Linked DNA regions of Homo sapiens: regions 1 and 3 are each linked to region 2. A link is a contact called in ENCODE Hi-C or POLR2A ChIA-PET data. All regions are on one chromosome and are shown on one strand. Each heading gives the region's core, a stretch centred on a gene start or an enhancer-like site at or near the end of the contact. The rest is flanking DNA. Distances are from core to core; before and after follow the strand shown.

The links. Hi-C counts contacts between places; a loop is a spot of excess contacts on that map. ChIA-PET counts read pairs that join two places held with the same protein, here RNA polymerase II (POLR2A). Pooled maps may share reads with other maps.
Region 1: a loop to region 2 is called in a pooled map, with 2.3 times the contacts of the local background. The contact joins two enhancer-like sites. A Hi-C loop is called at or near these places in 2 of 50 pooled maps. POLR2A ChIA-PET finds 5 or more read pairs at or near these places in 3 of 52 experiments (AG04449, WTC11 and activated CD8-positive, alpha-beta memory T cell).
Region 3: a loop to region 2 is called in a pooled map, with 2.2 times the contacts of the local background. The contact joins two enhancer-like sites. A Hi-C loop is called at or near these places in 1 of 168 maps with a recorded cell type or tissue (IMR-90) and 2 of 50 pooled maps. POLR2A ChIA-PET finds 5 or more read pairs at or near these places in 3 of 52 experiments (CD4-positive, alpha-beta T cell, activated B cell and activated CD8-positive, alpha-beta memory T cell).

Annotation. Positions count from the first base shown.
Region 1 is chr17:1,591,670-1,594,369 of GRCh38, forward strand. SLC43A2 (solute carrier family 43 member 2) reads right to left here. Exons shown (of 14, transcript NM_152346.3): 6 at 1,518-1,610; 7 at 1-30. Among named protein-coding and RNA genes, the nearest start is that of PITPNA, 30 kb to the left of the region's middle. RefSeq lists a silencer at 193-358 and an enhancer at 1,966-2,467. Within about 2 kb of position 1,307, at least 8 of the 41 ENCODE cell types and tissues checked have a DNase peak (open chromatin) inside an H3K27ac peak, as active enhancers do.
Region 2 is chr17:1,341,318-1,344,017 of GRCh38, forward strand. No RefSeq gene overlaps it. Among named protein-coding and RNA genes, the nearest start is that of YWHAE, 58 kb to the right of the region's middle. Within about 2 kb of position 1,279, at least 5 of the 41 ENCODE cell types and tissues checked have a DNase peak (open chromatin) inside an H3K27ac peak, as active enhancers do.
Region 3 is chr17:1,212,286-1,214,985 of GRCh38, forward strand. It overlaps a transcript of ABR not described here. Among named protein-coding and RNA genes, the nearest start is that of ABR-AS1, 32 kb to the left of the region's middle. Within about 2 kb of position 1,451, at least 5 of the 41 ENCODE cell types and tissues checked have a DNase peak (open chromatin) inside an H3K27ac peak, as active enhancers do.

The DNA of each region.
Region 1 (2,700 bases), core at 57-2,556, 250 kb after region 2:
GATGAAGGAGACACCAGCATCATAGATGAGCTGACAGGCACCGCGGGGACGGGGTGGGGGGGGGAGGGGGCAGAGTTAGCCCGGGGAGGCCAGAGCCGCAGCAGGCAGGGGCGTCTGGCCACCCCTGCTGTCCCTGTGCTGAGCCGCGCAAAGAGGCACAGCCCTGCCAGCCTGGGCGTTGGGGCATCAGGCACCCGCCTTCCAGTCCTCCCACCGTGCCTGCCCTGCTGGTCATCTGGGCCTGGCGTGTGATTAGCCCCCCGACTCGGAGGCCTTCCTGACCGCCCCGCCATGACCACGGCACGTCTTGCAGGCTCATAGTGATCGGCCCAGCAGAGGGGACGGTGCTCCTGGTCCGTCGGCTTGTCTGGTATTAGCGGAGCTCCCTGAAGGCGGGAACCGGCCAGCCCCGTCCACTGATGCTTCCCCAGTGCCTCTGAGAGCTCACATGGCAGAGGCCAAAGAAATGCTCAAGGAAGCCAGGCATGGTGGCTCACGCCTGTAATCCCAGCACTTTGGGAGGCCAAAGTGGGCGGATCATGAGGTCAGGAGTTCCAGGCCAGCCTGACCAACATGGTGAAACCCCATCTCTACTAAAAATACAAAAATTAGCCGGGCATGGTGGCGGGCACCTGTAATCCTAGCTCCTTGGGAGGCTGAGGCAGGAGAATCACTTGAACCTGGGAGGTGGAGGTTGCAGTGAGCCGAGATCGTGCTGCTGCACTCCAACCTGGGCGACAGAGCAAGACCCTGTTCCCCCCCAAAAAAAGGAGGAGGAAGAACTTTCGGGATGCTCCCCAGTCCAGGGGCATGAGAATCTCTGCAAGTCCATAGGATGGCTGGCCCCAGAGTCCCAGCTCCCACCACTTCAATGCCCAGGTGGCCAGCCCACACCGTGTCCCCCTCTCCTCGCCAACAGCATTCCCACACACACCACCGAGGAAAGGGGCTTTTACTTAGTGTGAGGGTCAGAGGTGGGAGAAGCCCCTACGGGGCCCTGGCAGACCCACAGGGTCTGGGGAACTTGGGCTGATGGACTGTGAGGTGTTTGCTTCGTCCTGACCCTGTGTGACTTCCACAGGCTCAAAATCCTGCCTAGGAGGGAAACAGCTGAAACACTTGGCCAAGAGCAGTGCTTTGGCTGGCGGGGAGTAACGGTACAATAACAGCAGGCTGGGGGTTGGGGAGCAGGGGAGCAGCGGGAGACCAGGATGACGGAGGAGACGGGGGCAAGACTCACAACTGGAAACAGACTCACCCACCGCCCTTCCCCTGCCCCAGCCCCGAAATGCAAAGGCACCTGCGGCAGATCCTGCAGCCACATGCGTGATTCCCGTCCCCTGAGGCCCCGCGGTTTTCATTTGTCGCCCCTGTGATGCCCAGGTGCATCCTGCCCGGGTGGGGGTGGTGGAGAGGGGCCACCCCGGGTGCCCACAATTGCCTCCCTCTTCAGAGAGGGTGGAAGGAGCCTGGAGCAGGCCTCTGCACAGACACCAGTGCAAAATACACGTGCTCACCTTGATTCCTGGAAAGGTGACTGCCGAGGAGGCGTAGGACCCAATCATCAAGGCAATAAACGTGGACCGAAGGTCGCCGAACATGTTGGGCAGCTGAGAGATAAGAAGCAGAGAAACCTCAGTGGGGAGGATGCACCAGGGAAGGGGAGGAGGAGGGGACAGAGAACTAGGCCCCATGAGGCCCCTTCTTCACCTGCGCCCCTTCCTGTGTGACTCACAGGGGCATTAGTTCAGGGGCAATGACCGCTCACTGAAGGTTTCTCCTTCATGGACTGAGGCTGATGGGGCCAAGGAGGGAGGTAATGCAGAATACAAGCAGTTGTCTGACTTTCCGGCTGGCAACCCTCCCTATCTCTCTGCTCCTGGCAGAGCCCAGGAGCCTTCTTGTCTTTTCAGGGTAACACTGAGATGCCAGAGAACAAAGTTATGAGCCTCAGGCAGCCCTCAAAGGGAGAAAGCCTGTTAAAAATAAGAATCTATTTGGGGATAATAGCATCATTTTATAAATAAAAATATCAGCATTCCAGAAAGACCAGATGTCAGCAAAAACTGCTTTTGGTTTGGAGAGGGTAGGTTTTTGGAAGATGTCAATCAGAATTCTACAGTTCTCTTCGGTCTGAGGATGAAGCTGGCCCAGGATTCCTGCTTCTGAATTTCTTTTCTTTGTTTTGAGATGGGGTTTTGCTCTTGTTCCCCAGGCTGGAGCGCAGTGGTGTGAGCTCGGCTCGTTGCAACCTCCGCCTCCCTGGTTCAAGTGATTCTCCTGCCTCAGCCTCCCAAGTCGCGAGATTAGAGATGCCCGCCACCATGCCTGGCTAATTTTTGTATTTTTAGTAGAGACGGGGTTTCACCATGTTGGCCAGGCTGATCTCAAGTGATCCGCCCGCCTCGGCCTCCCAAAGTGCTGGGACTACAGGCGTGAGCCACCGCGCCCGGCCTCCTGCTTCTGAATTTCTCAGTACAAGCAGGGGATTATCTTCCCACAGGATGTTCGGCCCGAGCAGTTAGCATCCTGGAAGGCCAACGGGAAGCAAGGTCCGGGCTCTCTTCCCAACGAAGCCACTCTCGGCATCTCACATCAGCTCATTCTGGGTACAGGGCAAGAGGGGGCCCACCTGAACAGGACTTCAAGGCTAACTCTTGCTCATTCTACCGAAATCCAGGCCTAGGGCAAACTACATCC
Region 2 (2,700 bases), core at 29-2,528:
CTGGAGGCTGAGGCAGGACAATGGTGTGAACCCGGGAGGCGGAGCTTGCAGTGAGCCGAGGTTGCACCACTGCACTCCAGCCTGGGTGACAGAGAGAGACTCTGTCTCCAAAAAAAAAAAAAAAAAAAAAAGTTTAAATACTTTAAATGATCACTTTAGAATATATTAATAAGGGGGAATATAGTATTTCAAGAAAATAGTTTTAATGAAGAGCAAAAGGTAGTATGGCCTAATGAGACTCTTCAGTGACACAGATGAACTGAATTCTGTATTTGAATTATTAGCCATGCAGCTTTCAGCAAGTTCCTTAACTACTTCCCATTCAGCTTTTCCCATCTGCACAATGCAGGCTCACCTGATTATTATTGAGCGCTTACGTGTGAGATTCCAGACATTGCTTAGTAACGAGCACAGTGCCTGGTGCAAAGCTGGTACGCAATGTTAGCAAAACTATTATTATTTTTTTTTTGAGACAAGAATCTCGCTCTGTCGCTCAGGCTGGAGTGCAGTGCTGCGATCTCGGCTCACTGCAAGCTCCGCCTCCCGGGTTCACGCCATTCTCCGGCCTCAGCCTCCCGAGTAGCTGGGACTACAGGCGCCCGCCACCACACCCGGCTAATTTTTTGTATTTTTTAGTAGAGACGGGATTTCACCGTGTCAGCCAGGATGGTCTCGATCTCCTGACCTCGTGATCCGCCCACGTCGGCCTCCCAAAGTGCTGGGATTACAGGCGTGAGCCACCGCGCCCGGCCAATGTTAGCTAAATATTAACAGTATCTATTACAATCCTACGAACTCAAAGAAACAGGATAAAACAACACAGGGCTTGGTTTTCCTGATCCAGGTTGGATCTGGGAGCATTCCCATTTCCTCTCACAGTGCTCACAAAGGCTTCCTTTAATGACACACTCTAGGATTTCACCAGTTTTCCATGAACTATTACTTGTTACAATTTTCAAAAGAACACAGGGGTCACACCTTTATCCCGCTTTTTCAGCAAGCCTCACTCTCCTCTATTGTCCTAGGATCAGGAAGCAGCTAATTTGGGGTCTCATTTATAAGGCTCAAGGCATTTGTCTGGGACAGAAGCCAATTAATGTCTCCATTTATCCCACCAGTTTCCCCTTTCAGTGATGGAAGTTCATCCCCATCTTCCTATAGGACCGAAATTTAACTTTGCAGACGTGCTGTTCTGAGGACCCACCCGGAACAGAGCATGTACACAAACCCACTTACTGTCGCTTCTAACATTGTAGGAAGCCTTTGGGTTTTCCAAGGCAGCAAAGTACTGAGATTTGTAATTAAAAACACATATTAGCTACATTCAAGTTGTAACTAACTAAAAACTTCTACTTAAGTCGACTGATCCTCAAAGTAAGACTCAAATCAAAACCAGAAAAGTTTGGGGGCAATTCCCTTTCCAGCCCACAAATACAGGAACTGGGAGTGACACCGTCCTCACAGGGCTACGGCACCTTTCTGCAGCTTCCCTGGCTCCCTTTCAATTTTTTTTTTTTTTTTTTTTTTTTGAGACGGAGTTCTGCTCTTATTGCCCAGATTAGAGTGCAGTGGCGCGATCTTGGCTCACTGCAAGCTCCGCCTTCCAGTTTCCAGCGATTGTCCTGCCTCAGGCCTCCCAAGTCACTGGATGTTAATTACACCCAGCAAGGTCGCCCGCCACCACGCCTGGCTAATTTTTTTGTATTTTTAGTAGAGACAGGGTTTCCCCATGTTGTCCAGGCTGGTCTCTTAACTGCTGACCTCGTGATCCACCCACCACGGCCTCCGAAAGTGCTGGGATTACAGGCGTGAGCCACCGCACCCGGCCTTTCAATTTTTGATAAGGATCTTTCCTTTTTTTTTTTTTTGAGACAGTCTCACTCTGTCGCCCAGGCTGGAGTGCAGTAGCGTGATCTCGGCTCACTGCAACCTCTGCCTCCCGGGTTCAAGCGATTCTCCTGCCTCAGCCTCCCGAGTAGCTGGGAGTACAGGCGTGCGCCACCATGCCTGGCTAATTTTTTGTACTTTTAGTAGAGACGGAGTTTCACCGTGTTAGCCAGGATGGTCTCAATCTCCTGACCTCGTGATCCGCCCGCCTCGGCCTCTCAAATTGCAGGGATTACAGGTGTGAGCCACCGCACCCAGCCGAGTGGTTTCTTTAAACTCTGCAACAGACTTGACGAATTCCTTGGATTTTGACCTTTAAGTGTAGCAGGTGTGCTGGAAACAGAGCAAATCAACTTGAAAGCTTCTTGGAGGTTGCTCCAAACAGCAGCATATAATTATATTCAATGGTCTCCCTATCTCTCGGAAAAGCAACTCACAAAAACATGTTTATTCTCATTGCCAGCACTCACTAAACGCTACTAGGATATCGCTGATCTGTTCATTTCCTAAATCTCTGCTACTAACACTTTAAACCGAGAGTAAACTTGCAGTCTCAACATCCAATTTTAGAAGACAAGTGTGACGAGGAAGGATTTATCAACTGAAAAATGTTTACTGACACAGGGAATCTAGAAATGTACCTTCCAGATACATACAAATATTTAAGCAAAAACTGTTCCAAGGGTATTTCCTGCAGCACCTGCCCAAAAGGAGCAAACTGGTCTTAACAAAATCAGGTGTACATCAATGTTACGCAGTCAGAATGAGACACATCTGAATGCCTAACATAAAAAGATCTACAGTAACTAGGTA
Region 3 (2,700 bases), core at 201-2,700, 130 kb before region 2:
CCAGGTGTGGTGGTACATGCCTGTGGTCCCAGCTACTTGAGAGGCTGAAGTGGGAGGCTCGCTTGAGCACAGGAGTTTGAGGCTGCAGTGAGCCCTGATCATGCCACTGCTCTCCAGCCTGGGCAATAGACCATGACACTGTCTCAAAAGAGAAAAAAAAACAACAACAAAACAAAACAAAAAGAGACGCCAGGCACAGTGGTTCACACCTGTAATCCCAGCACTCTGAGAGGCTGAGGCGGGCGGATCATTTGAGGTCAGGAGCTCGAGACTGGCCTGGCCAACATGGTGAAACCTCGTCTCTACTAAAAATACAAAAATTGGCCGGGCATGGTGGCTCACGCCTGTAATCCCAGCACTTTGGGAGGCCGAGGCCAGCAGATCACCTGAGGTCGGGAGTTTGAGACCAGCCTGATCAACATGGAAAAACTCCATCTTTACTAAAAGTACAAAATTAGCCAAGTGTGGTGGCGGACGCCTGTAATCTCAGCTACTTGGGAGGCTGAGACAGGAGAATCGCTTGAGCCCAGAAGTTGGAGGTTGCAGTGAGCCAAAATCTCTCCACTTCACTCCAGCCTGGGCAACAGAGTGAGACACTGTCTAAAAAAAAAAAAGAGAGAGAGAGATAAAGAGATACTTGGGGAGAAGCTGTATCTGGGATGGGAATTTGGACTTAAGAAATTTTTCACCCTTTTACCAAACAGCTAAAGGAGTGTGAAATTCCCCCAACAAATCCTTGAATGGAGCTGCAGACAATCAGAGTCAACCCATCTAACCACGCACAGAGCTTTCTCCAAGATGTGGCACTAAACAAGCTGCAGCCCAGAAACGAAAGCTGGTTATTTCCACTTTTCAGCTTCTAAAACCTGTTAATTTTGTAATATGCTCAGGGTGGGAGACAGCTCAGCCCAGGAAATGATGAGATGTGAAGCTGCAGATTCTGTTTTTCTCCCAAACACTGTGCCGGCCATTAATTCACCTAAAGACCATGATTTGAGACCCAACTAGCAAACTAAGGGGCATCCAAAGAGCAGGAAGACGTGGCCATAGTTTAGGTGACTAAGCAGGTACTATTTGGTGTGAATTAAGGCTGCAGAGCTTGAAGGTCACAGTCTTTTTTTTGAGACGGAGTCTCGCTCTGTCCCCCAGGCTGGAGTGCAGGGGTGCAATCTCGGCTCACTGCAACCTCCGCCTCCCAGATCCACACCATTCTCCTGCCTCAGCCTCCTGAGTAGCTTGGATTACAGGTGCATGCCACTATGCCCGGCTAATTTTTGTATTTTTTTAAGTAGAGGCGGGGTTTCACCATGTTGGTCAGGCTGGTCTCAAACTCCTGACCTCGTGACTCACCCGCCTCGGCCTCCGAAAGTGCTGGGATTACAGGCGTGAGGCACCACGCCCGGCCAAAGGTTACGGTCTTAACTCCTAAGTCCTTCTGTGCTAGCTTCTCAGAGATTGCACGCAAACTGTGCAAAGATACTGTCTTAACCCCACAGTGATTTCACTTCTTCAAAGATGACAGACTCTATGGTTCCAAAGCGACAAAACTGTGAAAACAAGGCAGTCTAAGGTGCTGTTTCTATTTTGGAGAGATGTGAAATGGTTTGTTTTTTGTTTTTTGAGACCGAGTCTCGCCCTATCGCCCAGGCTGGAGTGCAATGGCACAATCTCGGCTCACTGCATCCTCCGCCTCCCGGGTTCAAGTGATTCTCCTGCCTCAGCCTCCCGAGTAGCTGGGATTACAGGCGCCCGCCACCACGCCCGGCTAATTTTGTATTTTTAGTAGAGAAGAGGTTTCATCATGTTGGTCAGGCTGGTCTCGAACTCCTGATCTTGTGATCCACCCGCCTCGGGCTCCCAAAGTGCTGGGATTACAGGCATGAGCCACCGCTCCCGGCCTGAGATGTGAAATGTTACACAGGACTTGGACTTCCCCGCCCCCCACCACCACCTTAAACCTAAAGATAAGCTAACTTCAGGTCCCTTCAACCTAAAATGAACATTTATTTTGGCTTTCATCAGTTTTTGGAATCTATGATACTAGGATGTGTGTGTATATATATATATTTCCTCTCCATGAGTAACCACCACCCCAGGGATGACTTAGGCAAAATATTTAAATTATTCCTTAACAAGTTTAAATTACCCTAACAATGCTGAATATCTACAGTTAATAGCAATTTAAAGGAATATAAAGGAGAGATTTAAGATTTGAATATAAAAATTCTGATCCTGGCCGGGTGCAGTGGCTCATGCCTGTAATCCCAGCACTTTGGGAGGCTGAGGCAGGTAGATCACCTGACGTCAGGAGTTCGAGACCAGCTTGACCAACATGGAGAAACCCCATCTCTACTAAAAATACAAAATTAGCCAGGCGTAGTGGCACATGCCTGTAATCCCAGCTACTCGGGAGGCTGAGGCAGGAGAATCGCTTGAACCTGGGAGGCGGATGTTGCAGCGAGCCAAGATCGTGCCACTGCACTCCAGCCTAGGCAACAAGAGCGAAACTCCACCTCAAAGAAAAAAATATATATATTTGATTGTACATAGTTTTTCCCTGTAATGTGGCAGCTATCTCGGTGTATATAAGCTCAATGGCCAAGTTCTATTTCTCTCCAAATAAAATACTCAGACCAAAAAAGTATTGCTCTTGACCAGGTGGGGTGGCTCACGCCTATAGTCCCAGCACTTTAGGAGGTG